Regions from separate parts of the Homo sapiens genome. Here all the other regions are linked to region 5. The links are chromatin loops, found by intact Hi-C in ENCODE. Cell type or tissue: mammary epithelial cell. All regions are shown on one strand. Links, peaks and the distances in the headings refer to the core of each region. The heading gives the core; the rest is flanking DNA. Region 1 overlaps PHLDB2 (pleckstrin homology like domain family B member 2). Region 2 overlaps TAGLN3 (transgelin 3). Region 3 overlaps TMPRSS7 (transmembrane serine protease 7). Region 4 overlaps PHLDB2 (pleckstrin homology like domain family B member 2). Region 5 overlaps PLCXD2 (phosphatidylinositol specific phospholipase C X domain containing 2). Region 6 overlaps CD96 (CD96 molecule). Region 7 overlaps LOC105374040 (a long non-coding RNA gene).

Evidence for each region. Hi-C counts contacts between places; a loop is a spot of excess contacts. Peaks named below come from ENCODE experiments on the same cell type or tissue, not always from the same donor. Only the 100,000 strongest peaks of a DNase experiment are listed, where the experiment ranks them.
Region 1: it touches region 5 in a loop (9-fold over the local background); 6 of 110 quality-filtered maps call a loop at or near these places.
Region 2: it touches region 5 in a loop (14-fold over the local background); 29 of 110 quality-filtered maps call a loop at or near these places.
Region 3: it touches region 5 in a loop (7-fold over the local background); 23 of 110 quality-filtered maps call a loop at or near these places.
Region 4: a loop joins it to region 5, with 14 times the contacts of the local background. A loop is called at or near these places in 108 of 110 quality-filtered maps.
Region 6: it touches region 5 in a loop (7-fold over the local background); 8 of 110 quality-filtered maps call a loop at or near these places.
Region 7: it touches region 5 in a loop (6-fold over the local background); 10 of 110 quality-filtered maps call a loop at or near these places.

What each region holds. Positions count from the first base shown.
Region 1 is chr3:111,893,124-111,897,540 of GRCh38, forward strand. The region is part of intron 2 of PHLDB2 (pleckstrin homology like domain family B member 2); the gene reads left to right. Among named protein-coding and RNA genes, the nearest start is that of PHLDB2, 36 kb to the left of the region's middle. In mammary epithelial cell, for the core only: a CTCF peak has its summit at 2,145; no DNase peak of the experiment used is centred there.
Region 2 is chr3:112,011,915-112,016,331 of GRCh38, forward strand. TAGLN3 (transgelin 3) reads left to right here. Exons shown (of 5, transcript NM_001008272.2): 5 at 1,496-1,971. The coding sequence ends at 1,637. Among named protein-coding and RNA genes, the nearest start is that of TAGLN3, 15 kb to the left of the region's middle. In mammary epithelial cell, for the core only: a CTCF peak has its summit at 1,808 (motif pointing left); a DNase peak (open chromatin) is centred at 1,807.
Region 3 is chr3:112,041,692-112,046,108 of GRCh38, forward strand. It overlaps TMPRSS7 (transmembrane serine protease 7), which reads left to right. Exons shown (of 18, transcript NM_001395507.1): 3 at 229-359; 4 at 2,564-2,631; 5 at 4,059-4,252. Among named protein-coding and RNA genes, the nearest start is that of TMPRSS7, 9.2 kb to the left of the region's middle. In mammary epithelial cell, for the core only: a CTCF peak has its summit at 2,141 (motif pointing left); a DNase peak (open chromatin) is centred at 2,130; H3K27ac peaks cover 250 bases.
Region 4 is chr3:111,965,554-111,969,970 of GRCh38, forward strand. PHLDB2 (pleckstrin homology like domain family B member 2) reads left to right here. Exons shown (of 18, transcript NM_001134438.2): 14 at 1,060-1,150; 15 at 2,125-2,271; 16 at 4,137-4,356. Among named protein-coding and RNA genes, the nearest start is that of ABHD10, 11 kb to the right of the region's middle. In mammary epithelial cell, for the core only: a CTCF peak has its summit at 2,317 (motif pointing left); a DNase peak (open chromatin) is centred at 2,308.
Region 5 is chr3:111,715,414-111,719,830 of GRCh38, forward strand. All of the region lies in intron 3 of PLCXD2 (phosphatidylinositol specific phospholipase C X domain containing 2), which reads left to right. Among named protein-coding and RNA genes, the nearest start is that of PLCXD2-AS1, 40 kb to the left of the region's middle. In mammary epithelial cell, for the core only: CTCF peaks have their summits at 725 and 2,297 (motif pointing right); a DNase peak (open chromatin) is centred at 2,308; H3K27ac peaks cover 988 bases.
Region 6 is chr3:111,576,209-111,580,625 of GRCh38, forward strand. CD96 (CD96 molecule) reads left to right here. Exons shown (of 14, transcript NM_005816.5): 4 at 2,819-3,026. Among named protein-coding and RNA genes, the nearest start is that of ZBED2, 17 kb to the right of the region's middle. In mammary epithelial cell, for the core only: a CTCF peak has its summit at 1,759 (motif pointing right); a DNase peak (open chromatin) is centred at 1,783; H3K27ac peaks cover 433 bases.
Region 7 is chr3:111,801,218-111,805,634 of GRCh38, forward strand. It overlaps LOC105374040 (a long non-coding RNA gene), which reads right to left. Exons shown (of 4, transcript XR_924333.4): 4 at 1-3,231. It also overlaps a transcript of PHLDB2 not described here. Among named protein-coding and RNA genes, the nearest start is that of PHLDB2, 56 kb to the right of the region's middle. In mammary epithelial cell, for the core only: no CTCF peak of the experiment used is centred there; DNase peaks (open chromatin) are centred at 1,284 and 2,134; H3K27ac peaks cover 3,412 bases.

The sequences.
Region 1 (4,417 bases), core at 223-4,222, 180 kb after region 5:
CTTTTTGGCTATGTTGAGCCATATTATAAGTTTGACAATATTTTTTGTTTGAATAGCAGAATGGACAATGTTAAGAGCATGCTTATTGTTGCTTAGTCATAGTATTAATCTTTTTTTTTTTTTTAGAAGAATGTCTTTGAAATGTGAAGGCAAACTTAAGTATTGAAAACTATTTTGTCCTCCAGTCTTACTTGAATCTCCTTCCTGATGTGGCCCTTCCATTTGCTACATCCTGAGTATAATTTTAATTTATTAAAAAAATGGCTGCACTAGCTGGAAGAAGCCAGCTAAATTGCAGATGGTGTGAGAGGTTTGTTTACCAACCCAATAAACTTAGTGGCTCAAGACTTTTGAAAGGATCTTGAGAAACAATGGCTCTCTTCCTATACTCTGAGCTAGAATGGCCATTGTCAGGTACATAAGTTGATTTAATCTTCAGATTCAGCCTAAGCCTTAAGCTGAATTTTTGCTGTGGAGCCTTTTCTTAATTTCCCTAATGTTTAAAATAGCCAGTCAATTCTCTACCTTTTTTTTTTTTAACTTTCCTACCTTGTTTGGAGGGTTTATCAGATTTAGCTCAGAAATATGATGTGAGCCATGAATGTCATTTTAAATTTTTTTATGTTAAGGTAAGCAAAAAAAAAAAAATCCAGGTGAAATTAGGTATAATATATTTGACAGCACAGGAGTAGATTGACGATGCTACCCACTCCCTAAATTAGCAATCTATTCTCTAAGTAAACAGCACTATTTCTTTTTTTTTTTTTTGGATTTATTTTTATTTATTTATTTATTTTTTATTATACTTTAAGTTTTAGGGTACATGTGCACATTGTGCAGGTTAGTTACATACGTATACATGTGCCATGCTGGTGTGCTGCACCCACTAACTCGTCATCTAGCATTAGGTATATCTCCCAATGCTATCCCTCCCCCCTCCCCCCACCCCACAACAGTCCCCAGAGTGTGATATTCCCCTTCCTGTGTCCATGTGATCTCATTGTTCAATTCCCACCTATGAGTGAGAATATGCGGTGTTTGGTTTTTTGTTCTTGCGATAGTTTACTGAGAATGATGATTTCCAATTTCATCCATGTCCCTACAAAGGACATGAATTCATCATTTTTTGTGGCTGCATAGTATTCCATGGTGTATATGTGCCACATTTTCTTAATCCAGTCTATCATTGTTGGACATTTGGGTTGGTTCCAAGTCTTTGCTATTGTGAGTAATGCCGCAATAAACATACATGTGCATGTGTCTTTATAGCAGCATGATTTATAGTCCTTTGGGTATATACCCAGTAATGGGATGGCTGGGTCAAATGGTATTTCTAGTTCTAGATCCCTGAGGAATCACCACACTGACTTCCACAATGGTTGAACTAGTTTACACTCCCACCAACAGTGTAAAAGTGTTCCTATTTCTCCACATCCTCTCCAACATCTGTTGTTTCCTGACTTTTTAATGATTGCCTTTCTAACTGGTGTGAGATGGTTTCTCATTGTTGTTTTGATTTGCATTTCTCTACTGACCAGTGATGATGAGCTTTTTTTTCGTATGTTTGTTGGCTGCATGAATGTCTTCTTTTGAGAAGTGTCTGTTCATATCCTTTGCCCACTTTTTGATAGGGTTGTTTTTTTCTTGTAAATTTGTTTGAGTTCATTGTAGATTCTGGATATTAGCCCTTAAAGTAAGTACATTTTTTGTCACTGGGTAATATAAAGAAAAATGTTATCTGTCATCAGATCACCTTGGGTCATTAGAGAATAAAGCAAGGACTTTCTCTCTACAAATTGCTGGTTTGCGTGTGTGTGTGTGTGTGTATGTATGTATGTGTGGGTCTGTATGTGTGTATATGTTGATTAAATATTAAAGGAATTAATCATTAGCAAAGTTGGGCTGCCAATTGTCCTCCATTAACTGAGAGTGAAAAAAAAAAAACGGTTGTCATACCTTTTTTCTTTCTTCTTCACTTGGAGAGATGGGCAGAAAAGCAGTGAGAAGGAAAAATTAGCATTTGGCAATAATCTAATGACTTCACATTGGGGAAACAGAGCTAAAGTCTTCATGAAATTCTATATTGCAGTAGTCCATTCTTGAGAGCAAACCCTCTGTTCTTATAGTAGCAGTACAAGCTATTGCCTCTTGATGGTGCCATGCATTAAAGAATTTGAGAGATGTATGTTCTGACTCTTCACATGGTTCAGCTTTCTCAGGCTAAACGCTGAAATATAGAAAGCAACTTGGACTAAAAAGAGGCCCTGTATGCCCCTGTGTCAGTTATAGAAGAAGTCTCATTCTTTTTTAAAATCATAAATAAATATATGAACACTTGTTTCTTAAATAAGAAATAAAGATCATAAATAAAATTTGTAGAAAGAAATATAAACTAAATAAAAACTGAAAATATATCAAGACCAACAAATATATAGGAGTGGAGGCCAGGCGTGTTGGCTCACGCCTGTAATCCCAGCACTCTGGGAGGCCAAGGCAGGTAGATCACCTGCGGTCAGGAGTTCGAGACCACCCTGACCAACATGGTGAAACCTCGTCTCTACTAAAAAAATACAAAATTAGCCAGGCGTGGTGGCACATGCCTGTAATCCCAGCTACTTCGGAGGCTGAAGCAGGAAAATCACTTGAACCCATGAGGTGAAGGTTGCAGTGAGCCGAGATCGAGCCATTGCAGTCTGGCGTGGGCAAAAGAGTGAAACTCAGTCAAAAAAAAAAAATCTATCTATCTATCCATCTATCTATCTATCTATCTATCTATTTATATGGAGATACATTAAGTGAAGGAGGACTATTGATTGTTTCTGGTAAAAGTGGTCCCCATATTTGTTGTCAAATTACTTAGTATATCTATATTTATTTATTATTCTTTTTTTGAGGAGAGTCTTGCTATGTTGTCCAGGCTGGAGTACAGTGGCATGATCTCGGCTCAGCCTGCTGAGTAGCTGGGATTACAGGTGCATGCCACAATGCCCAACTAATTTTTGTATTTTTAGTAGACACAGGGTTTTGCCATGTTGGCCAGGTTGTTCTCGAACTCCTGGCCTCAAGTGATTTGCTCCCCTTAGCCTCTGAAACTATTGGGATTACAGGCGTGAGCCACCATGCCTGGCTTAGTATATCTAAATTTAAAAGCTATTTATTGAGCTACCATTTTAAAAATTTATCATCAGCTAATAGGTTTAGTGATTGTGCTGGCTAATTCTTTTTTCTTCCCCCGCCCCGAGACGGAGTCTCCCTCTGTTGCCCAGGCTAGAGTGCAGTGGCGTGATCTCAGCTCACTGCAACCTCCGCCTCCTAAGGGTTCAAGCAATTCTCCTGCCTCAGCCTCCCAAGTAGCTGGGATTACAGGCAGCTGCCACCATACCTGGCTAATTTTTGTATTTTTAGTAGAGACGGGGTTTCGCCACGTATGTTGGCCAGGCTGGTCTGGAACTCCTGACCTCAGGCGATCTGCCTGCCTTGGCCACCCAAAGTGCTAGGATTATAGGTGTGAGCCACCGCGTCCAGGCTGCGCTGGCTAATTCTTATAATGTGAATTTCTCTTCCCCAGCTTGAGAAAAGATTATGGGAATATTTGCTGTAGAGAATATTCTTAAAGTTGGAAATTGATTTTTCAAAAAAAAAAAAAAATCCAAAACAAGCATTACAAGGGTAACACATCCAGCACTTTTTCTTTTGTTTCAGCCATCTCAATGTGCTAGTTATGAAGGTGCTTATTAGAAGTCACTTAAACAAAATAATCTCTTTATGTTGAATAATCGGAGATTCACAAGCAATCATAGGACGTAATTCAAAGGGATCCTGTGTATCCTTTACCCAGTTTCCTCCAATGGTAACATCTTGCCAAACTATAGGACAATGTCAGAGCTAGGATATTGACATTGATACAGTGAAGATACAGAACAGTTCTAACACCACAACGGTCTCTCATGTTGGCCTTTTATAGCCATACCAGCTTCCCTTCTCCTTAACCCCCATAACCACTGATTTCTTCTCCATTTCTATAATTTTATCATTTCACAATATAACCATATAGCATGTAACCTGTGGGTTTGGCTTTGTTCACTCAGCAGAGTTCTGTGGAAATTGGGCAGGTTGTTGCAGTCACTGGTTCATCAGGTTTAAGACTAGGATACATGAGGCAAAGGGAAATCCCAGAGACACACTTCTGTGTGTTTCGTTGGGTCCCCAGTCTGCCTTTTTCCACCTTTCAGAGTCTTCTGTTTTTTTCCCCATATAATGTACAGGGTTCTGAGTTATACTTAGTGGGAGAAATAGGGTAAAGTATGTCTAATTCATCTTCCCTGAAGCTGAAGTCAGTGAGATTAGTTTCCTAAAGTTGCAAATAGCCAAAAGCTTTGCTCTGGTGAAGTCTAATGACTGCAGGTTGAAAATTTTT
Region 2 (4,417 bases), core at 245-4,244, 300 kb after region 5:
GGGAGGGTCTGAAGCCTTGGAACTCTACAGAGGCTTTATGTGCAAAGCCCCAGGACCAAGCACTGCTGTCTCCACAACTGAGTTCCCCAAAGCAATGAAAGACTGATGCTTCTGTACAGGCCAGTAACCTAACCAGAGCAGAAATGGTTGGGCCTTTTCTACCAGATACCTCCCAGCTCCACCCAGGTTCTGTTTCTCCTGAGGCTCAGCAGGACTGGATGGCCTTTCTTGAAGGTGGCTTCATGTCTGAACTTGGCTTTATTATGACTTAAGCCAGCTCTGAGCTTTCTTGCCTGCCTGGCTGCTTCCCTCCCTCCCTCCCTCCCTCCCTCCCTCCCTCCCTTCCTTCCTTCCTTCCTTCCTCCTTCCCTCCCTCCCTCCCTCCTTCCTTCCTTCTTTTTTGTTTGTGTACTTAATAAAGGGTAAATATGTCATGTTTGTTTGGAACAGTCATGGTTAATATCTATGTTGTCCCAGTATATCTATTAATAGAACTCTCTTTCACTCTCAACAGCGTCCTAGTCCGGATGACAAATTATATGGTTATCTCTCAGTAAAGGGTCTTTTTTTAAAATGATTTTTTTTTCAGGGGGTAGGGTAGGCAGGAAGCTTAAACTGGGTAATTTAGTTGTAGAAGAGTGCCCTGTGGCAAATAATTGATTATTCATTTCCAGCATCCCCTTTTCTTCTCCTTGACAGTTATTAAAAAAAAAAAAGTTACCAGCTTATGTCATTTTAAAGAACACTCGCCCTGAAAACTTCTGAGAGGTTGGCCATTTGAAACCCTGGTTTTAGTGTCTGTATTATTAGTGAACTACCGTGTTCCCATGTGGCTACACAACCACAATTATGTACTATCTGGCTCTTTACCAAAGTTTGCAGACCTCTAATCTAGAGTGCGACATTTCCCCTCATTAACTCTTAGGTCCCTTGGCTCTAAAAGGGTATATTCATCTTGGCCCTATACAGGGAAAGGGGGAATGGGATTAATGATGTGCTTTGTAAGAAGAACCAATTTTAATTTTCACAAAGGCTTGACGTAGCTGTGAGAGAAAGGGTAAGAAGAAGCAGGCTTCTTCTTAGAAGTCTGAGATGGCCTAAAGTGGTGGGGGAAGAAGGGAGAGTGGGGAGAAAGAGAAACAAGAAAAGCTGAGAGTGAATTCCCCAGAGAGGTAGCCACTGATTCTGCCCTACTCTTTGCTGGAATTCTGGAAAACACCTGGGCTTCTAAAAGATAGGGAGCTCATGCATCATGGTAGGGCCACAGCTCAGGCTAGGGCCAGAGATAGCTCAGAGTAGCGCCACGGCTCAGGGTAGGTCCACAGTGCAGGGTAGGGCCATAGCTCAGAGTAGGGCCATAGCTCATAACCACAGCTCAGGGTAGGACCTGCTGATCTATTTGGGGACCCCCAGCAGAGCCTGTCTAATTGCATATCTTGAAAAGGATTGGAAAACTGTCATAATGACATTATTCCCTCTCACTTTCCTTGTCCAGGAAAGCCCAGCAGAATCGGAGAGGCTTTTCCGAGGAGCAGCTTCGCCAGGGACAGAACGTAATAGGCCTGCAGATGGGCAGCAACAAGGGAGCCTCCCAGGCGGGCATGACAGGGTACGGGATGCCCAGGCAGATCATGTAGGACGCGGCATCCTGCCCCTGGTAGAGAGGACGAATGTTCCACACCATGGTCTCTACGAAAAAGAAATAGTTAGTCACCTTCTGACCTTCTCCTCTTTCTCAAAGCCTTCTGTCCCTGGTTTTTGCAAGTGCTGCATTTCCGCCGAGAATCCGCGTTGCCTACTGCTGCCACCTCCTGTTCATTTAGAACTATGCAAAGACTCCGCTTCCGTTTTCCTGAGCTCCTCGGGCCCCAGAGTCTCTGTTTGATTATTTATTTATTTATTTATTTATTTGCCAAAAATTCTCCTCTTCAACTTATAGAATGCACCTAATAAAGTAATTAGTCTTGTGTCTTACAGTGTAAAGTTCATTCTTTCTCTTAAGGACTCCACAGTCCGGACTGGTTTCTCTTCCATTCAAAGGCCAGAAAGATGGAATTAAGCTTAAGCTGCAGCTGAGCAATATAGGTTAGCTATGAGGACGCTCTTGCAAGATTATCGCGTTTATCTTGGCAATTGGAATAGAAAGTTTAGGAGTCATTTCGCCCACTCTGAGAGCCTAGAGACATAAGTTCAAGAACAAAGTCTTTGACCACAACAAGTTTTTGAGCATGTACTTTGTGCTTATTGTGCTAGACCTGTAGAGGACACAGCCCGGGAGACAAAGCCCGGTTTCTTGAGAAGCTCTTGTATAGGTGCCCAGGAAGTATCTGTTGAATGGATGGAAGGAAGAATGGATGGGTGGATGGTTTTATTGAATGGATGGGTGGGTAGATGACTGGATGAATGAGCAGTTTTCACTTCTCTAGCATTCATCTTCCTCTTACAGACGAGACCCTAGGTCCGATGCTGACATTTATACAGTTTTTTTCATCATCCAGGAGTTATAGACAATGTAGTTTGCTCTCCTAAAGTCATTTAAAGGGTCTAAACCCTGAAAACCCTAGGATATTGCCTGGTATTGCGATTTGCCTAAGATGAATAGGTTTTTGAGATTTTTTTCCCCGTGGATAGAAAACATTAAAAGGTCAAAAAAGCCTGGGGATTATCAGTTCATCTTATTCTTTCTTACCAGTAGAAACAAGGAAAAAAAAACATGTGATATATCTAGTAAGAAAAGAAATAAGGTATTTTATCCATATAATGGATAACAAGAAAAAGATAAAATAGATGAAAGTATAGACATTGCCACACTCTAAATGTTTGGATGGTAGTTTTTTGGACTGTGTTCTCTCTTTGTTCTCTGCAGTTCTAGGTTTACCCAGAGGTTCCTATGGGATCCCTGTGGGGGCAGGGCTGCTGAGGAGGCAGAACCCTGGGCCCCCACTCCTGCTTCAACCATAGCAGCTCTGATATATCTGTATTACACATTAGGATTCAGTATAACATTTAAAAAAGACCTTTAATGTAAAAGAAAAAAGGAAAAACCATTATGCTAAAGAAAATTGGCCTGTGGGTCACCTAAGCAGTTTACTGTATCTGCTAGAAGTTCTAGTGACCCTTTGACAGCTACCAGTGAACTGCCTATTCCCAGAAAGATGTCTCCCAGCCATGGCAGCTGAATTATTACCTAAAACCTCACCTTGGAGTTGCCACAAAAGTAAGAGAGGGAGGCCGATGGATCCCAAAAAGTGAAATAAAACTGGGAGGAAAGTCCTGGAGAAACAGAGGGTGTCTAGGTCCCTGTTTGGGATTGGGGGTAGGAGCCCTAGGGAAATAGCCTCCATCAGGAAGGGAATGGATTGGGAGAGAACTTTCAGGATGTGCCGTGTTCTGGCTCCCACATTGCCCTAGCTGTACCAGTGACACAGAGAGGTGAGAAAACAGCAAAATTAGTTCAGAGCCAGCAGGAATCAGCTTGCTAAGTTCAGGGCTGTGCTGGAGCCCAGCTGGAGTGAGGAGCAGGTAAAAAGAGCACCGGTAGACTTGCCAGCACCTGGACATTTCTCCTCCCAACAAGATGCAACCCCCCCCCCCATGGAGACTCCCATCCCTTCAGTTGTATCTAATAATTGTAACCTAGGGACGAGGCTCTTGAAAAAATTTGAGGACCTAGAGCAGAGGTTTACCCTGAGTGGTGGCGATTAGGGTAGAGAATGAGAATCCAGTGTGTAGTTCCAAAGAATATCTGTCTCGATATATTTTCCCAAAAGTCACCAGAAGTGATCCAAGCTAAAGCCTGAGATTATTTTTCCCTCTTTTCCCACTTTGCATTTGCAGTCAAGTAGTAGGATCTTGCTTTTTATTTGCAGGCATTCTGCCATTTTAGTTACCATTCGCAGAAAGCTTTAATGGCATAATAGTGTGCAGCACTACTGTAGATAATAAATTTAATTGGCATGGCCTCAAATTAGCAAAACTGCTAATTTAATCAGTCATTGAAATTGAAACAATTCTGTTGACTATGAATCTTTCACTGCTATGGTAACTGTAAAGCACAAAGATAAAATTTTAAATTGTAGTAGCATTATTGGCAGAAATGAGCACAACATTCTTGTGAGTGCTTTTAAAGCCTATTTCCCTTGGACATTTTAGAAGTGAAATTTCCACATTTAAACAGGCCAAGGTCAGCTTCTTGAATAATGTAGACTCCAGGCCATCTTTCGCATGGGCTTGGTAATGCCCTCACACTGTGCATGTGATAAACAAGCTTAAGGTGACTGCACCCCCTGAGTAAGATCAGCGTCTCTGCTCCCAAGCATTGTTTGAGAACCATTTCATATGGTAGGTGCCAATTCTTGATAGTTTGTTTATGCATTTCAGCTACAGGAAATAATGTAATAGCTTGATTGGATCCGAA
Region 3 (4,417 bases), core at 189-4,188, 330 kb after region 5:
AAGTATTTGCCAGAGTGGACAGAAGGAATATTCTGAGATACGGTTATTTGCTGCTGATGAAATAGATGTTGTTACCTACATTTAAAAGTTCACAGGCTCTGAACCAGTTAGTATGTAGCTGCCTAAAATAAAATTATTTTAGGAGCCTCATACTGACATAGCTCAGACAATTCCTTACTGCCACACAGATGGGAAAGCCTCCGAATCTTGTTCTTTCCTATTTTACAGGTAAAACAGAAAGCAAAGATGCTTTTTACTTTGCTGGGATGTTTCGCATCACCAACATTGAGTTTCTTCCCGAATACCGACAAAAGGAGTCCAGGGAATTTCTTTCAGTGTCACGGACTGTGCAGCAAGTGGTGAGGCGATGGAGGTAGAGGGTATTAGGGTAGAGTGGGTTTGCGGGGAGGTGGGGGATGAAGCTGGAGGGGAACACAAGTGTCACAGGTGAGCAGGGTTTAGGGAAGTAGAGGGCAGGGTAGACAAAGGAAGGTGTCAGAAGAAAACATGAAATCTAGCACATCTTGGCTATAAGATAGAATTTCTCCCCCTGCCCCCATGCTCCAATGTAAAAAAAAGAATGGCTCTCTCAGCTTCAGTTCTTCTGAACCGTAAAATAAAAGAATTGGAATCAGATGACCTTTAAAACACCTTCCAGTTCTGAAGTTAGATGCATACCGATTAATTCCATTATTGTACACATTTATTTCAACCTTGATGCCCTGGCAATCTCTTCATTGTAAAAAAATAACTTTCTCATTGTAGAACTAATACATATTTATTATAAAAATTAGCAAAATTCAGATGATTATGTTTTAAAAACTAACATCTTCTTTAATGTCATCACCGGAGACAAAGCCCCTTTTTATTCTGAAATACACAGACATAGAGAATAGTGCAATATTGGAATATTATATTCAGTTTTATAAACTAACATTTTCTCTTAGCATGCTATTGCATGCTTCTATGCACGTAAATCTTCCTTTAAAAAATATAAGTTACAATAGACTCAAAGTTAGCAAATCCCTATTTATTGGATGTTTAGGCTGTTCCCAACTTTTGCTATAGATAATGTGACAGCAAAACTGCCACATTCTTTGTGAGTATCTCTGACTACTCCCTTAGGTGGTTTCCTAAAAGCATAATTACTTGGACAAATAGAAAAGTATCTATTCATGGCTCTTGGCACATATTACCAACTAGAACGTTGCTGTCAATTTGTATTTCCACGGTACTGGAGAGGGTTGTCATAGTGATGAACTTGACACAATGACTGGCTGTGTAGAATGAGGAAAGGTGGTGAGAGAGAGGGCACATCAAAGACAATAGTGCTCAGAGCAGCTTTTACTTATTGAATGCCTGCTATATACTGGGTACGTCACTAAACCCTTTGCCTCTAATATTTATACAGTCCTGTGTCGCTTAACAATGGAGATACTGTTGTACAAACATCATAGAGTGTGTGTACACATACGTAGCTGGAATGGCCTACTACACACCCAGGCTAGATGGTATAGCCTACTGCTCCTAAGCCACAAACCTGGACGGCATGTTACTGTACTGAACAGTGTAGGCAATTGTAACACAAATCACTAGATGATAAGAGTTGCTCAGCTCCATCATAATCTTATGGGACTACTGTCATATATGTGGTCTGTCATTGACCAAAATGTCATGTGGCATATGACTGTATACCAATTATTTCTAAAATTATCCCAAGGAGGTGGGTGTTTTGATTACCACTTTATAGGTGAAAAAGAAAAAGAAAAAAAAAATCCTGCCTAAACAGGTTTAGGCAACATGTTCTGTGTTGCACAGTGAATTTAAATTTCACAGCTTATATTGTTTCCACTACACTTCATAATTTCTAAGGGTTAAATTTTTTTGTTTTTAAATCTTGGGCAATTATGTAAGTGGTTTTCAAATTACATAGGAAGGGGAATACTAGAGAAAATGACTGGGGAGAAGAGAGTGAGTTTGCTTTTAGAAATGCTAGGTAAGGGCCAAGAAGGTAAATCGATTGAAACAGAGCTCTCCCTTGAGATCCAATTATGAAGTTTTAAAATGGCTGGGGCGCTTCCCTAGAGTTTGTTATGAAGGGGGCTGGTAGACCTGGCTGTGGGTACCACTCGCCCCCTAGTGGCTAATGTGAGAATGTGTCCTTAAGAATATGGTCGACGCTGGTGCACTGATAGAAAAGACGTTGGGTCAGACTACTGTACTATGAAAATGTACTTAAATGAGTTTGATTTGTTAACTGTGGGGAAAATTAACCTTTGCAGTGGGGAGAATACAGAAGTTAAGTTTGAGTTTAAAGAGAGCAATAAATGACTTTTCACTGATTTTTCACAGATAGCAGAATGAAAGTAAGTCACTCAAGATTGTTGCAGGAAGAATTTATTTGAATTCAAGAAATAATGCCGGGGTGTGGAGTTAGGAGCCTTTATTTTGAGGCTTGCATTTCTTCTTGCTGGCTGTCAGAGCTTGGGCCTACAACATTTAAGATACTGTAAAAGGAAGTCAAGTATGAAATACTTCAGATACCTCAACTATTCTTTTTCAGATAAACCTGGTTTATACAACATCTGCCTTCTCCAAATTTTATGAGCAGTCTGTTGTTGCAGATGTCAGGTAATGCATGTCCCTTGTTTTGAGATTTCTGTGTTCATTGTTCTAAAGTCCATTCAAGGCTATGAAAAGGCTGAGATTCCACCATTCCCAAGTAACTTCTTGGAAGTGGTTGGGGATTCATACTGTATTAGCACAACTAGCGACTCAACTCACTGCCCTTCTTTCTTGCTGTGTTTTTGCTCTTTATCCACCAAATCCCGACCTTCTCCCCATAGCTAGAATCCTGAACCCCTATAGCAGTGCTGCTGTGCAAAATGGCCATAAACTTGTCTATCATATTGGGTGGAGGGTGGAGGCAAAAATAAAGCACAGACCATGATTTCTTAATGTTCAGTGAAAAACTGGTCACTAGAGATCTTCTGAGAAAAAAGGGGATTCATGGTCAAATAATTTTTAGAAAAAATCGTGCACCATATATTATATCCCACCCCCACCCACTCCCAATATATCTGCAGAGATTCACAATCCACAATCCACTTTGACATATTAAAGCACTGAGAAGCCTTGGAGTATAGCAACTTGATTAGTTTCCTTAACCTTCCATTTCCCAAGTCATTTCCTGCAGAATGCCATGTTATGTTCCTTTCCTAAAACGTGGCAGTATTTATGTCATTAGGAGCTCAGGCTCTGGGGGCCGACTGGAAACCAAATTGGGCTTAATTACTGGATCTGCTACTAGCTATGTGACTTGGAGTTGTATTCGGCTTCAGTTTTCTCACCTATAAAACTGGAATAATAATGGGACCTTCTCATAAGATTAAATGGGATAAAGCAGATTTAGCACAGTCCCCGGACATGGCAGAGTATCAAACATTGTAATGGTTTTAATTTTTTTTCTTTTTTGAGACAGAGTCTCGCTCTGTCGCCCAGGCTGGAGTACAATGGCATGATCTCAGCTCACTGCAACGTCTGCCTCCCGGGTTCAAGCAATTCTCCTGCCTCAGCCTCCCAAGTAGCTGTGATTACAGGCACCTGCCAGTATGCCTGGCTAATTTTTGTAGTTTTAGTAGAGACAGGGTTTCACCGTGTTAGTCAGGCTGGTCTCGAACTCCTGACCTCAGGTGATCTGCCTGCCTTAGCCTCCCAAAGTGCTGGGATTACAGGCGTGAGCCACCATGCCCAGCCATGGTTTTAAATTTTAATGGCAGTGAATACTGATTGATATCCATAGAAATAGCATATTCTCCATGGAGACGCAACTCTACAGTAATGGTTTTAGATTAGAATCCAACACTATGGTCTGAATACATATAACATGATGCTGTCCTTTGCCAATCTTCATAACAGACGTCAATGACTACCTAAAGAAGGGAGCTAGCTTCAGTTGAAGGATGTGCTCATTGGCCTTACCTTGAATCCATCATCTGGGTATTTCTTCTCTGTAAAGTCCTATGAGGTCCCTGATGATCTCTCTTTTTTCGTTATAGCAGCAACAACAAAGGCGGCCTCCTTGTCCACTTTTGGATTGTTTTTGTCATGCCACGTGCCAAAGGCCACATCTTCTGTGAAGACTGTGTTGCCGCCATCTTGAAGGACTCCATCCAGACAAGCATCATAAACCGGACCTCTGTGGGGAGCTTGCAGGGACTGGCTGTGGACATGGACTCTGTGGTACTAAATGGTGATTGTTGGGTAATTTTCCTTTAGCATTCCTTCCTGCAGGACTCCTGATACTTGCCATGATTATAGTCAACATTGTAATGAAGCATTACAATGTGGGATTACCCCACAATCCCAGTGGCGCAGGATTAACTAAAGACATTGGAGCTATGTTAGTAAAGGAAAT
Region 4 (4,417 bases), core at 138-4,137, 250 kb after region 5:
TTTTTATATGAATGTGTCTAACAAACATGTATCCCTACTCTATGCCAGGTTCTATGCTACAGGGATACAGGCACGAAAGTCTGTCTGTATGTCCTCAAGAGAGTCTAGTAAAGAAGGCAGGTACTTAAATGAGTACAAAAGTACACATGCATTACAAATAGCATATGGTTTCCATAGCTGAAACAGCAAAGTAAATAAGTTTTGACCTAGGTTATAGTCTCTCTTTTCCAGAACAGTCAAATAGAATGTAAGCGGTGGAAAATAAAATTTCCTGTTTTGTGTTAAACATTTTCAAGTTTTCACTTTGTCTGTTAGTTACCCTGACTGTTCTTGCACCTTTCACTCCCTTTGGTTTCATCTTTCACTTGAGTGATGTCTTTTCCATCATTTCTTTTGAAGCTCTTAAATCTCTTTATACAGTTTTCTCATTGGTATCATGAGGGGGTACTCTTCACAAAACTGGCCACTATCCATCCATTGCACCTATAGGAGAAGTCATGTTTTAATTGGCATCATGATTTAATAAATAAAGTGTCCACACATATAAAGGGACAACAAAAAGTAGCTCATAATACATATTCCACAACTGAATAAAGTGACTCCAAACATTAGGTGTCATTTATATAGAACGTTGGTGATAGTCTTGTTGGTCTGATATCTTTAAGTCATTAAACTAATGGGAAGGACTCTCATGGGTCATTATTTTTAGACTTTGGAGGAAGCATTTAGAAGTCACACTTTGTAAGATTTGGTTTTGGTTTATTTACCTATGAGTAAAGCATTAGCATTATTTTGCTTGCCTATATTTTGTCTTCTAAACTGAGGTAAGTCAGTGTCACCTACAATTCTCAGAGTTGAATTGATTTGCCTCTTCGGTCCAATGACTCGTAAGTAACATTCTTTAAATTATATATGCTTGGATTTTGTTATGCACCTCCCTTGACCCCATGTGTGTGTGTGTGTGTGTGTCTGGGGTGTGTGTGTGTGTGTGTGTGTATGTATTAGAGAGACTTCTCAGTCTAAACCAATATTCTCAAAAGGCTTTGGTGTTTCATTCAGTGCCAGCACTTCAAATATTGCTAGAATAGAAGAAATGGAGAGACTTTTGAAGCAGGCTCATGCAGAAAAGACGCGGCTGCTCGAATCCAGGGTAAGCTTCATATTTTCATGCCGGAGGTCTGTGATACCGTGGTGCAGGAGCCCTGCGCTTGGCATCAGACAATACTCCTCCTTAAGGAGCCGTGTGTTCCTGGAATAAATCACTCAACCTTTCTCAGTCTCATTTTCTTATCTGAAAAATAAAGGTGTTAGATGATTTCTAAGGCTCTCTACTGCAGTGGATTTTCCATAACTTGAAATATATATATAGTATTGACATAGACCGAAATGAACACTTTGTGTTTTTTTGTGTGTGTTTTTTTTTTGTTTTTTGTTTTTGTTTTTTGTCTTTTGATGGCTGTTTTGTGTTCCTGCCAAGGAGCAGGGAGGAATGTCATGTCTTTATGCATTATTTCTTCCTTCCCAGCTTGTGCTAACTGCACTATTTTAATATTTAAAATCCCACGTTTTTATGACTGTATTTCAAGTCAGAATCTGACTTCCTTAGGAATCCCCCAAAATGCCTTTGCATCCTGCCCTGAAGGGCACCTCCTTTCCTTTTCTAACTTCCCCACGTGCTTCCTCTGTGACCTTCAGCCAGGAAACTACAGAGCAACAACAGGAATTAGAGGGACCATGGCCTTCAGTTAGAAGACAGTAGTCAAAAGACAGGCTAAATCACGTGATAAGTGCTAAAGTACAGTTTGTGAGGCTTTTTATTTAAAATGGGAGAGTTGCTGGTTGATATGAAATGATGAAATGACTGAATATATTAACAAGCTGGATTTTCACTGAAGACCACAATTTAATTGTTAATTAAATTTAGTGGTTGCATTTCTGCAGATGATGATTTTGGAAGCTATACCAGGCATGGTTATGAGTTGTTTTCTTGTAGGTTATGTATTATAAGAGACTAGTCTACAAACCAAGATTTGTCTAGTAAGAATTGTCTTTTTTATATTGATTGGAACCATTCAAGTATAACCAGTATGTTTTAAAATAATCATTGTTATGCATAATGTTTAGGAACGGGAAATGGAAGCCAAAAAACGAGCCCTGGAAGAAGAAAAACGACGCCGGGAAATCCTGGAAAAACGATTACAGGAAGAAACTAGCCAGAGGCAGAAGTTAATAGAAAAGGAAGTAAAAATAAGGGAGAGACAAAGGGCACAGGTTGGTCGGTCAATCTGAATGCATATGGGCAGGTTGCCCCCTGGTGGCAGTTCCTAGAAGACAGCTGTTCTGTGTCTGAGGATGCTTTCCTGGGCACTGAGCATTAGCACTTGACATGTAAGGGTTAAGAGAAGAGTGTGCATTCCTGTGCAAAAAAAAAAAAAAAAAAAAAAAATGTGAGTTCATTTCAAAACTCTTAGGGAACCACCAACCAAATGACACTTTTCTTTAGTCATGCATGGAACGTTTTGCCAGGAGCAGCACTTTTTCTTCCACCCATTCCTTGGAGTACATTTTAAAAAGAGAATCTTTTTTGAGCAGCTTTTAAAAATGCACCTGGATTTGCTGCTGAAAACAAATACAACATTTGAACTGAAACCTTTGCTTGGGGAATGGAAGAGGTCCTACTAAGCCATCTTTTACAAGCAAACAGTCTAGAGCAGTGTAATTTTTCACCAAGTCCAGTGTCTTTGTCATGGTGGTAGTGTTTTGTCTTTTTTCTGAGCACTGTATTGTCACATGTGTTCCCTTTGCTACAGTAGTCCTCAACACCTGTGCACAAGCTTGTTGTATTCAAGCAAAGTTTGGAGAAACCACACATTTTATTTAATGTCTTATCTTGGTCATCATAGAATTTGAATCTCTGTTCTTGTCACTATAGCTGCTTACATAATATGTTTTCTGAGCAACTAACATAAAGTTTTGTTAAGTACTATGTAATTTAAAGCTGAACTCTATTTTATCAAGATTCACTAGACTCAAAGGCAAAAGATACCATTACTTTTATTCTTTGTGGTTGCTGGCCATTTGATAGTATAGCAGTTAGAGACTATCTTTAAGACTTTGTATGCTTTGAGGTATCAGTAAGCCTGCAGCATCTGTTACAACCAAAGTACCACATAATCAAACGTTAAGTATTGAAGGAAAAGTAGAAAGTAAAATTTGTTTATTTTATTTCATCATGCCCAACGCTCTGCCAAATTTTGACTTGCAGTGAAAGTCATCCATGCGTGTTTACTATCTGAAGCCAAACCAAAAAGCACAATTCTATTTTAATCCTGATTATAAGTGTTGCCTCCAAGTATATAATTAGGTCATTTCCCCGAGGCAAAGAGGTGGGGTTATTTAACAGCATAAAATAAGACACCATTTTAGAACTATCACCCATGGTGATATATGCTTCCTAGATTGGACGGGCTTTCATACCAGCCATCAGTAACATAAAAGACATCTAAATACATCCCTTTGGCATCTGGTCCTGGACAGTTCATTACATTAGGTCCAGTTTTGATTCCACTTCTGTCTTTATGTTAGCTTTACTTTTCAAAATATAAATCTCTGCCTTCAATTTCTATCGGAATATATGTAAACTGACAAGTACAGCTTTGTGGGATCCTGTGGGGGCCGTACTTACTAAATAGTGTTCAATCAATCATGTCATGCTTGAGATTACTTGAGAATGATTGTTAAGCTGTGGCAGGGACAACTTCTGGAAACTTAACAGTGGAGCAGTCCTCATCTGCAAGGAGCAGCCCAGAAAACTTCATGCTTCATTACAAGAGCAAAGTACATCTTTTAAACTAAGATAAATGACCATTTTTCATTTTCTCAACTGCCCATCTTAAGGAATAGAATAAATTGTCCTGAGTTTATCTGCCTCTCCCCTACATATTACAGCATCTTTCTGAAAATACTATCCACTTTTTAGACTCCAAATCATAAGTGCTTTGTTTATCTTAAGCTCTTTTAATCATATAGGCATTTTAAAGCTTAGGTTTTACAGTTAATTTCTGCTTCTAAACATCTGTGACCTAAAACAAAACAAATAATTAGCTATAGATGCAATGGGTTTTGCACTTTTCCAGGCTCGTCCTTTGACACGCTACCTGCCTGTCCGGAAGGAAGACTTTGATTTGCGGAGCCATGTAGAGACTGCTGGCCACAATATTGACACCTGTTACCATGTATCAATCACAGAGAAGACCTGCCGAGGATTCCTCATCAAAATGGGTGGGAAAATTAAAACGTGGAAAAAACGTTGGTTTGTTTTTGATCGGAACAAGCGAACATTCTCTTATTATGCAGGTGGGTGATAAAAACAATTTAAGCCATATACTCAAATCAAGAACCCCCTGTTAAAGAGCAA
Region 5 (4,417 bases), core at 125-4,124:
TATACTGTCTGCTGTCAAGGAACTCACAGTCTAGCAGCAGAAACTGGCATGAAAATTTCTATAAAGCAATGTGAAATACCACTGTGAAGAAGTCTGTGCAGACAGCCATACTAATAATGGAGAGGGAGTATTTAAAAAACTAAGGATAAGTTATATCTGTATACCATATTCTGAATATCAAATGGCTTTTTGCAGATGATTTCATTTGATTCTTAAATCAAGTCAGCCTCTAGGATGGCACATTGTCTACAGCATATTATCATCCCCTCTTTAGATGGGATTCAGGGAGCTTAAGTGACCCCAATCCATACAGCTAGTAAAAGTCAAGAATACCTCTCAGACTCTGGCCTTCTGATCGTTAGACCACTGCCCTTTTCAGCGTTGGACACTGACTTGGATACTGCATATTTTTGTGCTTATTCTTTTCTGTTCCACAGGCCTGCAGTTGTCTTATTAGTACCTGAATCTGGTAATATCTCACAGGTTATAACTAGTAACCCACAATGTCACAAAGCTTTTCATATCTGTACATTCCTAAAACTTTAATCTGGCTGCAAGTGAAACATTGGCTCTTTCCTTTATGATGAGAGATAATGATGTTGGCATGCGCCCAAAGCCAAGGGATCCTACTATGCCAGAGCCCTTGCACTACTGCTAGCAGCAAGCCAATGTCCCCAAGCTTGGAAAGATACTTTCTTTGGCATCTCGCCCCCCTGCCGGCCATAAGAATATTGCAAGTATGCATGCATTCCTAGTCCTGCACATCAACTGAAGGAGGAAAATATAGCTCTGGTTGAGTTTGTTCCAAAAGGCCAGTGCAGAGTGTGGCTGTCATTTCCTCTGGGCTGTTGAACAAACATAGGACCTTCCCCTGTGTGCCAACACCCAGAGGGTCTGTCCTAACAACTGGTCGCTGGCACTGGTGGTCAGCTCAAACCAAGAAAAAAAAGACAGGGTATATTTTCTTACAAATGTAGAGGTGGTTTCTCGGCAGGGATTTAACCCCCTAACTCTTCGATAAACTTTGGAGCTAAGATCTTGTTCATTTTGGTTCAACACCGTAGAAGGAAGCCACAAGAAATATAGCCATTTGACTCAATTTCCATGGTGGTTTCTCCCAGACTTATAGAAACCTGAAATTCAGGTTCATGGCACTCTCACTGAAATCATATGAAAATGCTTTGCCTAAGCTTGAGGACAGAGCATCCATGAACTCTATAAGGGAACATGGACTGAAATCAGAAGGCCTGAGAGTGCAGCCTGACATGCTCCCTGTTCCAGGGTGCATTGTGTTGTGCCCCGTCCCATCCCCGCCATCCCCAAGCTCACATATTGAAGTCCCAACTCTCAGTTACCTCAGAATGTGGGTACATTTGCAGATACGGCCTTTAAAGAGGTAATTAAGTCAAAACGAGGATATTAGGGTGGGCCCTAATCCAGTCTAGCTGGTATCCTTAAAAGAAAAGGAAATTTAGACACACAAAGAGACACCACAGATATGTGTTCACAGAGGAAAGGCCATGTGAGAATGCAATAAGAAGGCGGCTGTCTGCAAGCCAAGGACAGAGGCCTCAGGAGACATGAAATCTGATGACACTTTGATCTTGGATGTCCAACTTCTAAAACAAGAGAAAATACATTTCTGTCATTTAAGCCAACCAGTATGTGGTGTTTTGCTATGGTAGCCCTAGCAAATCAATGCAGTCCCTGAGCAACAGGGTGGCCGTGGACAAGTTTTCTGAGGTCTCTGAGCTGTGGTTTTCTCACCAGTTAAACAGGATTAATAAACCTCATCAGATTGTAGCCTTAACATGAAAATGCCAGCCACAGTGGCTGGCAGAAAATAGACATGCCATCCCTATTTGTAAAGACACCCAGAAACACTATGGACCACCCTTGTTCCCAGCTGGGCCCCAAGGTCAAAGGGAAGTTTTTAACCTCCTGCTCTGCCATCCATGGGAACTGTTGCCTCACGGGCCTGTCAGCACTGTCAGGTTCAGCCTTTTGCACAGATCCCTTGTCCTGGTAAATACCAAGAGCTGAGAAAATAAAGTAGCTCCTCTTCACTGTGGGTTCTGCATTTCCCCTTCTTCGTACTTAATCCTAATTATTTGATCCTTGCCTTGGAGAAGGTTGACACATGCTACCCGAAGCTGACACAGAACTCTTTGTCACTGGAAACCACAGGTACATACCTTTCACTGCATTTCTCTGCTCAGGCTCCAGGGATCCTCCAAGGTGAGGAGGCTCTGGCTGCAGTGACTGGAGTTACAAGCCTTTAAGGCTCATTTCCCTGTAATGACCAGCAGAGGGCGCCTGCACCTCATACTTCAACACTGACTCAGGCTTTTAAAATGAAGTCTTGAATCTATCAGGTTCAGTACTACTGTGTCCTTGGTGTGGTTCCTTGTGTATCCTTGGTCTATCTTTAAGGAAGTCTGTATTTGCAGCTTCTCACTTCCAAACCACAACATGTTGTCACGTAAGCAGGAGGATGTGACCTCTTTAAGGTGTAGTTTCTTACTCCCAGCCACCAAATATTTCTACCTCACACTCTTCCAGTTATGATTCCTTACCTTTTTTTTTTTACCACACTTATCATATCACAGAAACTCTTCTAAACACTTTACATGTATTATTTTGTTTAATTCCCCAAAAATCTGTATGAAGCATTATTATTATCACTCTTCAGGAGTCCCCGTTCAAAATGGAAGTACCCCTGGGAGGGTGATCTTTTAAGTCATAATCAGCTATTAATATAAAAATATAGGCCAGGCGCAGTGGCTCACGCCTGTAATCCCAGTACTTTGGGAGGCCGAGGTGGGCGGATCACCAGGTCAGGAGATCGAGACCATCCTGGCTAACACGGTGAAACCCCGTCTCTACTGAAAATACAAAGAAATTAGCTGGGCGTGGTGGCGGGCGCCTGTAGTCCCAGCTACTCGGGAGGCTGAGGCAGGAGAATGGCGTGAACCCGGGAGACGGAGCTTGCAGTGAGCCAAGATCGCGCCTCTGCACTCCAGCCTGGGGGACAGAGGAAGACTCCGTCTCAAAAAAAAAATAAGATGATGGATAGATGATAGATAGATAGATAGATAGATAGATAGATAGATAGATAGATTGATTGATTTATGATATGTGTTTTAGCCCGTGGCTGATTGTAGAGTCCACTGAGAGAGGGAGGAGACCCAGGACTGATTATAGTTATGGTAAGAGAAAAAGAAAGAGGAGAAGGACAAAATGCTACCAAGGCCTGAACAGGGTTGTCTGGAAAACTGAGAAGTCAAGATATGTGCTGAAAGAAGGGCAGGCAGCATCAAGGGAGAGTTTCTTCTGTCTTCTTTAAAGCATTCTCAGCCTACTGAGTATGTATTGAGCTGTTTTTACTATGATGTAAACTGTGAGTACACTTTATTGCTTTCTTCTCTATGCTGCCTGTGGTAGTTTACACTTACTATTAATGCAGAAATTATCACATTGAATTTTCATTATTCCTTTATGTCACTAAATAACTGGCTGTCACCTAGGAAGCCTTTGATTAATAAAATGAGACTGAAAGACCGTTAGTGAGACAACTGATTAAGTATTGGTCTATTAAGAAGCCACACTTAGTGATCGAATAACTGTATATCCATATGAAAAAAGTAAGCCTTGACCTCCTACTTTATACCATAAACAAAAATCAATTTGAGATGGTTCTTAGAGCTAAACCTAAAAGCTAAAAACCATAAAGCTTTTAGAATAAAACATAGGATATGTTTGTAAATTTGGAGTGGACTGAAGTGGTTCTTAGATCACAGAAGCCATAAAAGAAAAAAAATGGACAAATTAGAATCTGTAAAAATTAAGGAATTCGGCTCATGAAAATATGTCACTGAGAAAACTGACAGACAAGCTATAGGCTAGGAGAAAATATTCACAAAATATATCTGACAGAAGACCAGTATCTAGGCTATATAAATAACTTCTACAACTCAACAATTTTTTTAAAAGAAAATGAAAAAATGAGTAAAAGAATTGAACAGATAACAGTTTTACTCATAATATCCAAAAAACTGGCAATAGCCCAAGTGTCCATCCTGCCAGTGTAGGAAACTGGATACACAAACTGCAGTATATACATACAATGGAATTCTCTTCATTGATTTTGAAAGGCAACGAACTACTGATACATGCAGCAACGTGGATGAATTTCAGAACAATTATGCCAAGTGAAAGAAAACTCACGTGAAATAATACATTTTTCATGGCTTATATGAAGTTTTAAAACAGGCAAATCTAATCTACAGTGGAAAAAAAAATCAGTATAGCTGTTGCCTCTGGGAGAATGGGGCAGGTGTTGATGAGGAAGGGGCTTGCAGGAACTTTCTGGAGTACCAGTTATGTTCTAGACCTTGATATGAGTTTGAATTATGTG
Region 6 (4,417 bases), core at 194-4,193, 140 kb before region 5:
ACAATTTTTTTCTTTGAAGAACAGGAAAAGAAAAAACTGGTAGAAATAAGGCTGTCACATACAGGTTCTTGCCTCTATCTGTCTGTTTCCTGAAGACTAGGTTAGCTAAGAGCATTATTATCAAGTAGGAGTTGAGGTGTGCTCTAAACACCTATCATCAAAAGTGGGCCAATATGTCATACAAAGGCCCCTTTCAATCAACAAATTGCCCTCACCCCTGTAATCTACAACTCACATGAAAGGTTCTAGCTTTCTAAAATTTCTATTAAATTTCTCACTGTAGATACTTCAGAAAGGTTTTTTATTTATTATTATTTTATAGTTTGGTTCTTATTAGTACAAATTGTATCTGAGACTTATTTGTCCCCGGTTCTGGGCCTCCTTGCTTTTTGATGCTGTGACTTAAATAACTCTTACTTTGTGTGATCTTTGATCAAATTTTTAACCTCAATTTATTCTACATAGTTGTAAGAAGTAAATAAGACTTGAAAGGACTTTGCAGAATTCTTAGAATATAGTAGGTGCTAAATAAATTTAAACTATGACTAATAAGATTATGAAAGTTTAATAATGGTCATAACATAATACTAGTATTATTTCTCCCTCTCCCAGTCCTAGGCATTTCGTTGTTTGCCTGTGCTAATTTTTTCACCTCTCCTCCCATTTGCTCTGTGAAGGCAGCCACTCATATGTAAGTTCTTGCTACTGCCCCCTTTATAACTGAAGACTCTAGAATGTCTTAGGATCTCCTTATATTGTAGGTTACGGGGCATTCTTTGCAACTGAATCCCATCTTTCCTAATGAAGGAACAAACCCTTCTTTCTGCAAAAGTCAACTGCCCAGGGGAAAAAAGCAACCTTTGGATAAGTTGGAAGGTTTTGTATTTTTTCTCTATCAACTAAACCACCTAGTCACAATCTGCTATATAATAAAGAAAAAAGCAGTTTTTCTCACCAGTCTCCAACTTCAGCATGTAACTGCTCTTTTTCCCACAACAAAGTGACAGTTGATGGAACTGTTCCAAATGGCATTCATATACTAAATGACCAAGGAGCATTTTCAACTCTAAAATCCTGACACACAAAAAAGCAAGAGGCTGCCAAACGTACCTGTGCCAAAAGATCTGCAGGGGGTACCTGCCTTCTTAATTATTGACCTCCAGACTTGCCAGTGCTGAGTGACATGCTCTCCACTTTCTTCTCCTGTCCCCACCCAATACTTAGAGCTCCTCTGGGGGATCCTATCTCTGTAATACAGTCTTTCTCCCTTCTTCTTTTGCTCTTCTTCCTTAGGAAAACAGCAGCACGGATTCTTGGGTCCTTCTTTCTAAGGGTATAAAGGTATGTAAATTGCTGCAGGAAAAAGAATTCAGCAGAGTATGATTATTTGCAGGCAATAACACAATACTATCTGTATGTAAGACTGACACAAATCCTAGCCAGATTCAGCTAAAGAACGGTGTCTTACATAAGAGTTTCTACTAAGTATATTCTGGAATTTTCTATTTAAACTATTTAAGAAGTCTACCTTAGTCCATCCTCTGTTTCTGCCCATACTTGAATGTGGTTTCCATTTCTTGTAGCCTGATCTGTCTCATTTTTAAAACTAGAGATTCCAATTCATAGATCTTATCATTATTTTGTAACATTTCCCCCATTGAATGCACTCCTGTTTACCCTTCTCCATTTTACTTCCCTCCATTTCCCCTGATGACTGTACACAAGGATTCATCTGTTGTTTAGAGTTAGGCCAGTAGATGTCAGCCCTGGATCTCCTGAGTACCTTAAAAGCAATTGTCCTAGCTATGGCCTTATCCCAGACAGACTGAATTAGAATCTCTAGAAGACAAGCTTGTGCATCAGAGTGTTTTAAAAGCAGCTCAACTGAGAATGTTGAGTCATACTAACAGGATATGAAGACCTAACCCATCCTCTACCCTTGTGCCCGTCAAGAATCCCCTCCTTACTGGGCCCCTAGTGAGCACTTTTATTGACATCAACCAACACTGTGACACCCCAGGGAGTTTGTCCAAAAAAATTCCAGGCACAGAGAGAATAATAGGGCTTTTCATCACAGACCGAAGAAAGGATACGGGATAGAAGAACCAAGTACCTCAAATATACTCTGATCTCCAAAATTCAGATTAACATTTTCAGGCTACTCTTCATGCATCCTCTTTGAAGCTAACACAAACACAGAAGAAAGGGAATAAGGTTAGGACCAGAACAAGGCTGTGAAATGAGGCAAGGAGCTGCCCCAGGGCACAAAATTTAAGGAGGTACTCACTGTTGGGTGTCAACATTTCACTTGCAAGACTTTGAGAATGCCACTTTACCTGATCCTAGTCCAGGCTCGGGGAGGAGCTGACAAAGAGTCATTTTCTAAAGGAATTTAGGGATAGCTGTAATCATCCAGTTTAAATGAAGATTTTATGAAATCTTCACACTGATACAGTCTTCTCATCTTAGCAGTAAGATGTCAGAACTTCTTAAATAAAAATTAAAATCTGCCATTAGTCCTGCCCATTCCAAACCCCAAATCCTGCTCCAGATATACAGTTCATAGAAGATTATGAAGGAGAAGCTCTAGTCAGAAGAACAGAATGCTTCCATTTGTTAGGAGAGGGTAACAATAGTTTTTAACTGAAAGTCAAGTGTATCATACTTTCTCTAGTAATATACTAAATGTCTTCTAATTTCAATCCTTCATTCTTCCTCTCTACTTTACAAAAAGTAAATGAATCAGTGCTTGTCGAATGCCTAGTTCAGAGCTGGCACAGTTGAGGACTCAATAACTGGTAACAATTTTTCTCACCAGGAGGATAATGGAACTCAGGAAACACTTATCTCCCAAAATCACCTCATCAGCAATTCCACATTACTTAAAGATAGAGTCAAGCTTGGTACAGACTACAGACTCCACCTCTCTCCAGTCCAAATCTTCGATGATGGGCGGAAGTTCTCTTGCCACATTAGAGTCGGTCCTAACAAAATCTTGAGGAGCTCCACCACAGTCAAGGTTTTTGGTAAGGGCTTTTGTTCTACAGACTCACTGGCATCCTCCTGTCTCCTGCCCTGCTCTTCCTTGAAGAGGAAGCACCCTATTATGCTGCAGAGCAGCCACATGTGGGTAACAGTGCTGGAGTCTGTTTCCCTGGATACTTGTCATTCTTGTTGGGCAGGGGGATGAGGGTAGGATGCTAAAGAATGATGATTCTGTTAACAGAATAAAATCATACAGAAGCCAATAATTTTCTGTATTGGTCAGTTTTCTGTTGCTTACAATGAAATACCTGAAACTGAGTAATTTGTAAAGAAAAGGAATTTATTACTTACAGTTATGGAGGCTAAGTCCAAGGTCGAGGGGACGCATCTGGTAAGAGCCTTCTTGCGGATGGGGACTCTCTGAAGAATCCCAAGGTGGCACACGGTATCACATGGCGAGGGGACAGAGTTTGCTAATGTGCTAACTCAGGTCTCTCTTCCTCTTCTTATAAGGCCACCAGTTTCCCTCCCATTATAACTCATGACTCCAGTAACCCATTAATCCATGAATGGATTAATCTTATTCATAAGGGCAGAGACCTCATGATTCAATCACCTCTGAAAGGCCCCAGCTCTCAATACTGCCACACTGGAGATTAAGTTTCAATATGAATTTTGGAGTGGACATTCAAACCATAACAGACAGAACAATTTCCTGGTGACCACTATCTTATTTACAATGTTAATATTTCTCAGAATACTGGAAATCTCTTTAATTGTAACTGCCAAAATCTAATTGTTTAGTTGTCTAATTGTCTTAGTTGCTTGCTTGAGCAAGGTGGAGTAAAGTCAGTGAGAAAAGGAAGGTGATAAATATAGCCCCAGAGAAACTGCAGAAGTTCCTCCTCCCCTGCTATCCTGCCAAGGCCCAGCTGGGGTGAGACCATCCAGGTCCAGCCCTTCCAGCAAAGGAGCCTTTAGGAAAGGCCCTCTGAACCTGCACTCTCAGGAGTGTGGAGCTGAGCTGTGAAATCCACTGTGGCCTCACTCAAAATGCAGACTATCTGCAGCGTGCCAATTTAAGGAGGAAAGGTTAAAATTCTATTTTCCCCAGTGGTACAAGGAAGTACCACTAATTAATAAACACCATTAATGAAGGGAAGCCTCTGCCTTTGGATGTTTTTTTCATTTTTTGTGACAAAGATCTGTGTTTTTTAGAAAGTCAATTTTAAAGAAGGCAAAGAGAAAAGCAGTGAGGTGGATAGACAATTAATTATTTTTGAAAATGAGATAAACAAAGAGAAAATAACTTCACAAACCTATGGACACAGGCTGCTAGATTGTTCCTCAATTCTCTAAAGGGCAGAGCAAGCAAAAAAAAATTATTTGGAATTGTATTGCCCTATTATTGGCAGTCATACAATTTAGTATT
Region 7 (4,417 bases), core at 163-4,162, 86 kb after region 5:
GACAGTCACAACAGAGTGTTAAAACAAGCATAGGCCCCTCTGAGCACAGGGCCACATTGAAATAACCCACAGTCCTGGGGTTCATGAAGCAGGCCTCCCTCCCTCCTCTAATCTAAGTTTCAAGGGGTAAGTAGACACAGAAACTAAACAAGAACTCAGGTCTCCTTTGGATACAAAGACCTCAAAATTTTAAAAGCTCATAAACAATCTGTTCACCCAATATTTTTAACTGAGGTGATATGAAGATCTCATATTTATCTTTATATAATAGTTAATAAATTTGTGCCTTTATTCATTCATGTCACAAATATGAATAAATGTGTCCCAAGAGCCTAGGACAAGGCTGGTTCATAATAAGTATTCAGTGAAGAGTAGGTGAAGGATGGATGACCAGATGAATGAGTGACTAAACAATAAGCTACAATTGAGTATTATTGCCCATAAAAAGAAATAAAATTTTGATACATGTAACACCATGAATGAACCTTGAAAATATTATGCTAAGTGAAAGGAGACAGACACAAGAGATCACATAACATATAATTACATTTATATGAAATGTGTGGAATAGTCAAGTCTATAGAGACAGAACATACATTAGTGGTTGCTGGGGACTGGGAGGAGGGAAGAGTAAGGAGTGACTGCTCATGGATATGGGTGTTTTGTTTTGTTTTGTTTTGTTTTGGAATGATGACAATGTTCTGGAATAAGATAGCAGTGATGGTTGCACAACTTTGTGAATGTAATCACAAATATCATCAAATTCTAGACTTTATAAAGGGTGGATATTATAGTATATGAATTCTATCTCAATTTTTAGAATGTAAAACAATAAATTAACCAGGATAGAAAGATTTAAGTAACTTGCTAAAAATTGATTTGTGTTACTTGTGATGATTATGCATCTAACATCAAAACTTTGGCTCCTAGTTCAGGCTTTCTCCAGTCTATCAAGCTACTGCACAGAAAACTGCAGAGTGCCACCAGCTATCTCTATGGCTCCATGGAGCACTGTGCTTACATACAAGAAACCTCTCTTGTACCAAAGTGTAAACACAGTGGTGGCTGCATTCTGCCTCCAGAGGATCTGGCCTACAGAGTGAAGAATAAAGGGGAGACAGAGCAAGGGGAGAGCACTTTCCAAGAGCTTCCTCATTTTCTCTGTGTTGTCCTAGACACCACCCACTAGCCTTGTATCTCAGGTCTTGGTTGAGAAACCAAAATAACTAATGACACTCCTATGATGCCTTGGCAGCATTCCCTGATAACTTAGAATATTTATTTCCTGTTTTCCCAACTCTCATTTATTTCCATGCTAGCATAGAGCAAGATGACGTGTAACCTCTTGTGAAATGCTTGATATTTGTCCCTTAGAAGAGACATTAGTACTATACATTTAGCAAATAGTAAAATAACAACACTCATAGCTTGTTCTTGTGAGTAATATGTGAAAGTTTTCTAAACTGTATTTTAGTTTTAACTTACATTCGTTACAGCAGAGTGAGGCAAGCATCATGCATTCTCTCTCTTTTAAAGAAAAAGCACTAAAACTTCCATTTTTTCACTTCTAGTTTATGATCCTCTCTTCTTCCTTACCATGAGAATCAATAAGGGTGGGTGGTGTGAACACATGTTTTTTGTCCTGTCAGGAAAAGTTAAAGGTTATGGTCCTGCTCCCAAATGATAGATAATTAATCATCTTTAAAATGGCAACCTGTCACTGGAAAAGGAAAAGCAGAAATATAAAATAAAGCAGATATATGATATCAGGTAGCAACAAGGATGTCACAGATTTAATGAGTATAGGGGATGTTGTACAAAAAGTTTTATACTAATCTCTAGAAACAAAAGAAAAAGCAGAAATGATCTATATGTTCATAGTCTATATGGCCATCTCTCTAATTTTGAAATCAGCAGTCATTCCTTGGTTGGCATCTGCTACTTGGGAGCAGAGGATGGAAGAACACAGCAAACAAAAGTTTCATCGTTAAGCTGTGAAGCAGAGGGAACAGGCAGCTAGCCAAAACTTATGTGGTTCTTCAAATTTCTGATGGGGATCAGAGTGCCTCTCCCTCACTGACAAATATGGAATGGAATGTAAGGTTGCTACTAACAGGGTTCTCTGCAATCCTGAGATTGGTTCTGTTCTAGCCAAAGCTCTTGGATTCCTGTAAACTCCAGTCCAGTTGAAACTTCCCGGGAGAATGTGCCCCCACCACCCCGTGCAGAACTCCTGGACATCTTAGTGACAGCCCCACCCCCACCACTAGTCTTCCCAGAATTCGAGCTGTGAGAACACATCAATTCCTGACTCAGGCATTTGAGTCAATTTTCAGTGAACTCAGGATAGTAGAATGGAACACCATCTCACCCACCAGCAATCCCTGGCTAGCACATGAGTGGGAGGAAATCATGGGCTTTGAAATCAAACAAACTCAGGTTCTTACATTCACTAATTACACTCAGAAACTGTGTATTCTTTGTAGAATTTGAAAGTGTTAACCTCATTGAGCGTTACTTCCCTCAGCTATAAAAAATGGATATAACAATTTTTTTCTCTGATGTTGCTTTAAAACAAAGTGAGATAAAGAATGAAAATTTCCAATTTACAAATATTTCTTAACAAAGCGTAGATTTGTTCCTTTCTATTCCAAAGCTAATGACTTCAGGTGAAATGGTATCTTGAGAGTGGGGGGCATTCTGAGGAATCAGTCTCAGACCAAATTCATGTAATCAGTTGAAAACGTCCTGTTTGATTAGTCCCTTTAAACTCTTTATGTGCCTTTCCTGTCCTCTAATTCAGTTTCTAAACTTTTGTTCAGTATCACATCCCTAAAGAAGCCTTTTTAGACATTTTTTCTGATCGTCCTCTCCTCCATGAGATTTAATGCCACAGAGACACCATTATGTTGTTTGTGAACTGTATATAGGTATATCTGTGCTTTATACATTAAAATAGTAAGAAAATGTTAAACCCCCCAAGAACCAATTTTCACCCTTTGGTGGACAATATTGTTCCTATTGAGAACACATGGTCTATAAACAAACAAAAAGTTAGAAGAATCTTTGAAGAGATAATCTTTTAAAGCCTGTGAAAGAAGACATTATTGAATTCTTCTGAAGAACAGAGTCTTCCCTTCATCATCTCTTAACTATTAGAGGTAGAAAACTTTGGCGAAGTTTTAACAATTTCTTGATTTCCTATGTTTAGCCAATGATGTTCAGGTCAACCTGTTAGAAATAAAGAAAGAAGCCTCAGATGCAAAAAAGTAAATGATGATGCTAGGCCCCAACCTACTGATGTATTGTTTTCTACGCAGAGTATAAGATATACTATCTGCAGCATAAGTACAGTAATAATGGAGCTAAACCTCAAAAAATTAGTCCCACATCACTTGACTAATAGGTTTCTACTTTACTCCATGTGGATGTCCAGATTTTGCCCAATTAAACTTTCATTTCTTATTTAAAATTACAGCTAATACTTACCATTGAAATTTTGGGGGGAAAACTTTGCTAAACTGCAGTGTTTATTTGACTTTTTAAATAACTGTGATGCTGAACAGTAAGAATTAATTTGCACACAGGGCTTCTAAAAAGTGGGCCACTTCTTATTTTGAGAAAAACTTCAAAATTATGTAATAAATTTCACTGAGAAATAAAATATTGACATAAATAACAATAGAACAATATCAAGTTTTTGGTAAAATAAAAAGTTATTCATGTGAAAAATAAAATAATAGAACAATACTAGGTGCTGGGGAGGATGTGGAGCAACCAGAAGTCTTATACACTGCTAGCAAGAATGTAGAATTTGAAAGTGTCAACCTCAGTCACTTTGGAGAACAGTTTGACAATTTCTTAACACGTTAAACATACGTGTGCCTTGTTACCCAACAAGTCTACTCCTAGATATAGGAATTTACCCAAGAGAGATGAAACATAAGTCCACAAAAGACTTGTACATAAATGTTTATAGCAGCTTTGTTCATTATAGCCAAGAACAAATTATGATATATCCATACAAGCTAATACTACTCAACAATAAAAAAAATTACTGGGGCCGGGCGCTGTGGCTCAAGCCTGTAATCCCAGCACTTTGGGAGGCTGAGGCGGGCAGATCACGAGGTCAGGAGCTCGAGACCATCCTGGCTAACATGGTGAAACCCCGTCTTTACTAAAAATACAAAAAAATTAGCTGGGCATGGTGGCGCATGCCTGTAGTCCCAGCTACTCGGGAGGCTGAGGCAGGAGAATGGCACGAACCTGGGAGGCGGAGCTTGCAGTGAGCCGAGATTGCGCCGCTGCACTCCAGCCTGGGCGACAGAGCAACACTCCGTCTCAAAAAAAAAGAAAAAAAATTACTGGATAAATGCAACAACATGGATGGGTCTCATAAACAGCAAGCTTAGTGAAA